Linked DNA regions of Homo sapiens: region 1 is linked to region 2. Evidence: read pairs that join two places in POLR2A ChIA-PET (ENCODE). Cell type or tissue: HCT116. All regions are shown on one strand.

Region 1 (2,500 bases), 83 kb before region 2:
AAAATAGACAAGACCTTTGGTCTCTGTCCCCTTGATGAGACAGCAAGCCCTCCAATTTCTCCTACCCCAAACCAAACCTCGAATCTCAAGGTTGTTCAGGAGAGACAGAGAAATGGTACTGTAGTTTTGTTTTTATTTTTATTTATTTATTTATTTTTTCTCGAGACAGAGTCTTGCTCTTTCGCCCAGGCTGGAGTGCAATGGCGCGAACTCGGATCACTGCAACCTCCACCTCCTGGGTTCAAGCCATTCTCCTGCCTCAGCCTCCCAAGTAGCTGGGATTACAAGCGTGCACCACCACACCTGGATAATATTTTTTTTTTTTTTTTTTAAGTAGAGATGGGTTTCACCATGTTGGCCAGGCTGGTCTCAAACTCCTAACCTCGTGATCCGCCTGCCTCAACCTCCCAACTTGCTGGGATTACAGGCATGAGCCACCGCATCTGGCAGGTTTTCATATTTTTGATGGAGTCTTACTATGTTGCCCAGGCTGATCTTGAACTCCTGGGCTCAAGCGTCTTGGCCTTCCAAAGTGCTGGAATTACAGGCATGAACCACCACCTCCGGCCCTGGGACCCTAGTCTTGATCACCCCAGATGGAAGCTTCTGGTCTCAGCATCTCAATAACTCAACACCAGAATTTGAGACCTGTAGCCAGTTGCCTTCAGAATAGGCCTTTGGCCTGAGTACCAACCTCCCCCTGACCCGCAGCTCTAGCCTGCTGCCTCAGTGATCTCAGAACTGAGTGCTTGGGTCTTTGGCATCAGTAGCCTCCAAGCAAAGCACCTCGATCATATTCACTGCAAACCCAGCGATGTAGACTGGACCTAGCGTCCACTCACCAACATGGGCACGGACACTCAGTCTCCCCTGGGGAATACTGGCATTGAGGTCAACAAACACCCTCTGCTACTCCAAAATTGGGATTGGAACCCTGGCCTCTGAGTAGGCCCAGGTGACCTGACTTGGCCGGGGGCACCCCGGGTCCCCACCCTGCCTGGTGCCCCAGGATGAGTCCATCTCTAACTGCCTCCCTGGCGGAAGCACTTGTCTGCCCTCTGGTGGCAGATTCTGGAAGTGCACTCCTGTGTGGCGTCAAGACACCCAGGCTCCCCCTGGTCTTCCCATCTTTTGGGAAGCCTGAAGCCTGGGGGTCTTCCTGCTTCCTTCCACTCACCTCCCACGCAAGTCAGCCACCAAGACCTGTCCTTCAACCTCCTGAATCTCTCTTCCCTGTCTCGCCTCTCCACCCCACTTCCCTGCCCCATCTTCCCCAGCTAGGATCATCGTCCCTCGTCTCACTCCCTCCAGCCCATCCGCCACACAACCTCAGAGGGATAACCCTCTCTGCCCCGCCCCGCCCCTCCCCTGTCCCCGTTCCCCTCCCCTCCCCTTCCCCTCCCCTCCCCTTCCCCTCTCCTCCCCTCTTTTCCTTTTATTTTTCCCTTCCCTTTTCCCCTTCCTCTCCTTTCCTTTCCTCTTTCTTTTTTTTTTTTTTAGAGGGAGCCTCCCTCTGTTGCCCAGATTGCAGTGCAGTGGCGCGACCTTGGATCACTGCAACCTCCGCCCCCCAGGTTCAAGCGATTCTCCTGCCTCAGCCTCCCGAGTAGCTGGGATTACAGGTATGCACCACCATGCTGGGCTAATTTTTGTATTTTTAGTAGAGACAGGGTTTCGCCATGTTGACTAGGCTGATCTCGAACTCCTGACCTCAGGTGATCCACTCACCTCAGCCTCCCAAAGTGCTAGGATTACAGGCATGAGCCATCATGCCCGGGCTAACTTGCAATTTTCTATTTAATCCGCACACCCCCCGCCCCCGCCTTCTTTTTGAGACAGGGTCTCACTCTGTCACCCAGGCTGGAGTGCAGCGGTGATGCAATCTCGGCCCACTGCAGCCTTGACCTACTGGGCTCAAGCAATCCTCCCACCTCTGCCTCCCAAGTAGCTGGGACCACAGGCATGCGCCACCACACCTGGCTAATTTTTGTATTTTTTGTAGAGACAGGGTGTTGCCATGTTGCCCAGGCTGGTCTCGAAGTTCTGAGCTCATGCAGTCCACCCACCTTGGCTTCCCAAAGTGCTGGGATTATAGGCATGAGCCACCACACCCAGCAACTCTTGTTTGTTTGTTTTTAAAGAGATGGGGTATCTCTGTGTTGCCCAGGCTGAGTGCAGTGGCAGTCATGGCTCACTGTAGCATTGAACTCCTGGACTCAAGTTATCCTCCCACCTCAGCCTCCCAAGTAGCTGGGACTACAGGCCCACACTACCATGCCCAAATAACTGTTTAACTTTTTTGCAGAGATGGGGGTCTTGTTGTGTTATCCAGGCTGGTCTCAAACTCTTGGGCTCATGCAATCCTCCCACCTTGGTTTCCCAAGGTGTTAGGATTATACAGGCATGAGCCATGGTGCCCAGCCTTAATCATGTTTTTTTTCTTTTTTTTTTTTTTTGAGATCGAGTCTCGCTCTGTCACCCAGGCTGGAGTGCAGTGGCG
Region 2 (2,500 bases):
AAGCCATACACAAAGACCGCATATTGGATGATTCCATTTATGTGAAATATTTGCAATAGGTAAACCCATGGAGACAGAAAGATGGGTGGTTGCCAGGGGTTGGGGTAGCGGGGAGGGAGTGGGGAGCGACTGCTTAATGGGTATGAGTTTTATGGGAGGTTATGAAAACGTTTTGGAGCTAGATAGCAATAGTGATTACACAACACTGTGAATGTACTAAATGCCACTGAATTGCACTCCTTAAAGTGGTTATTTTTATGTGACATAAATTTCACCTCAGTAAAAAAGAGAAAAAAAATTGATCAGGCTGGGCACGGTGGCTAATGCTTGTAATCCCAGCACTTTTGGGGGGCCAAGGGAGATGGATCATTTGAGGCAAGGAGTTCAAGACCAGCATGGAAACAAGGCAAAACGCCGTCTCTATTAAAAATATAAAAATTAGCCAGGCATGGTGGTGTGCGCCTGTAATTCCAGCTATTTGGGTGGCTGAGGCACAGGAATTGTTTGAACCCAGGAGGTGGAGGTCGCAGTGAGCCGTGGTCGTGCCACTGCACTCCAGCCTGGGCTACACAGTGAGACTCTGTCTCAAAATAAAATAAAATATCATGGCACATTCCTTGCTTAAAACCTTCCAGTGGCTCTGCAGCACGATAAAAATAACAGCCAAGGCCAGGCATGGTGGCTTACACCTGTAATCTCAGCACTTCAGGAGGTCGAGGCAGGTAGATTGCTTGAGCCGAGGAGTTCAAGACCAGCCTGGCCAACATGGCAAAACTCTGCCTCTACAAAAATACAAAAACCAGCCAGGCGTGATGGAGCGTGCCTGTAATCCCAGCTACTGGGAAAGCTGAGGTGGGAGGATTGCTTGAGCCTGGGAGGTTGAGGTTGCAGTGAGCCAAGATGGCACCACTGCATTGCACCACTGCACTCCAGCCTCGGTGACAGAGCAAGACCCTGTTTCAAAAACTAAAAAATAATAATAAAAAATAACAGCCACACTCCTTAGCAGTGACTGTGAGGCCCTGGGATGTGGGCCCTGCTCTCGGATCTCTCTGCCCCTCACTTTTTCCCCTCAACCACACTTTTCCCCTCAAGTCTTTATACATATGGGCTCTCTACTTGGAAAACACTCTTCCCCAGATCCATCCTTTCACTTGGCAATTATTTGCTGCGCACCAGCTGGGTGTCAGATGGTTCTAGGCGCTGGGGATGCAGAAGTAAGGAAAATAGTCAAACTTCTGCCCTCATAAAACCCTCCCTGGTGGCTCTTCTCAGGACTGTATTCCCCACCCCTTTTAGGTCTCTTCTCAAACGTTATCCAACCACCTTGTCTAAAACAGCATCCACGCACCAGACACTTTTATCTCCTTACCTTGCTTCACCTAACACGATATTAATATATCATACGCTGTCAGTTTCCCCCACTAGAACATCAGCAGTTGGGGCGGGGGGCGGGAAGGAGGGGACAAGGAGCACCTCTGCTCATTACATTGCTGCCCCCTAGTGGCCAGGATGCAGTGGGTGCAGAATAGTTGCTCAGTAGTTATTCAGTAAGTGAATGACTAAATGTAGCTGGTTTGTTTTTGTTTTCGTTTCGCTCTTGTTGCCCAGGCTGGAGTGCAATGGCACCATCTCGGCTCACCACAACCTCTGCCTCCCAGGTTCAAGCAATTCTCCTGCCTCAGCCCCCTGAGTAGCTGGGATTACAGGCATGCGCCACCACATCCAGCTAATTTTTTTGTATTTTCAGTAGAGATGGGGTTTCTCCATGTTGGTCAGGCTGGTCTCGAATTCCCAACCTCAGGTGATCCGCCCACCTCGGCCTCCCAAAGTGCTGGGATTATAGGCGTGAGTCACTGCGCCTGGCCTAAACGTAGCTGTTTTTAAAGATGAGGCAGATCTATGTGTACTAACGTGGGAAGATGGCCAAGTTACAAGTAAAAAAAGCAAACTACACAGCAGTAAGTATAGTAAGATATCATTTTTGCAAAAATAAAAATTTAAGAAATTTAGGCTGGGCATGGTGGCTTACGCCTTTAATCCCAGCACCTTGGGAGGCCGAGGTGAGCAGATCACCTGAGGTCAGGAGTCGAGACCAGCCTGGCCTACATGGTGAAATCCCCATCTCTACTAAACAATACAAAAAAATTAGCCTGGCATGGTGGTGGGCGCCTGTAATCCCAGCTACTTGGGAGGCTGAGGCAGAAGAATTGCTTGAACCTGGGAGGTGGAGGTTGCAGTGAGCCAAGATCGTGCCACTGCACGCCAGCCTGGGGAACAGAGCCAGACTCTGTCTCAAAAAAATTAAGAAATTTAAAGATGTACCTGTATTAATGAATTTGTAGAAAATGAGTTGGAGGAATATGGTCTCTGAGGTGTAAGAACATCATGTATATCCAGTGTTTCTGCTATTTGTACCATTTGGTATTTTATCATTTAGTATTACATATATAAACAGAAAATAAAGGAGTTCCTTCTCAAATAATTGCTTATGAAAATT

The links. ChIA-PET counts read pairs that join two places held together with the same protein. Peaks named below come from ENCODE experiments on the same cell type or tissue, not always from the same donor. Only the 100,000 strongest peaks of a DNase experiment are listed, where the experiment ranks them.
Region 1: POLR2A ChIA-PET joins it to region 2 with 5 read pairs; 5 of 35 experiments call an interaction of 5 or more read pairs at or near these places.

What each region holds. Positions count from the first base shown.
Region 1 is chr19:41,950,765-41,953,264 of GRCh38, forward strand. No RefSeq gene overlaps it. Among named protein-coding and RNA genes, the nearest start is that of RABAC1, 7.3 kb to the right of the region's middle. In HCT116, a CTCF peak has its summit at 1,060 (motif pointing left); a DNase peak (open chromatin) is centred at 1,057.
Region 2 is chr19:42,033,413-42,035,912 of GRCh38, forward strand. All of the region lies in intron 12 of GRIK5 (glutamate ionotropic receptor kainate type subunit 5), which reads right to left. Among named protein-coding and RNA genes, the nearest start is that of GRIK5, 36 kb to the right of the region's middle. RefSeq lists enhancers at 1,345-1,639, 1,385-1,679, 1,610-1,659, 1,877-2,376. In HCT116, a CTCF peak has its summit at 1,499 (motif pointing left); a DNase peak (open chromatin) is centred at 1,499; H3K4me3 peaks cover 970 bases; H3K27ac peaks cover 698 bases.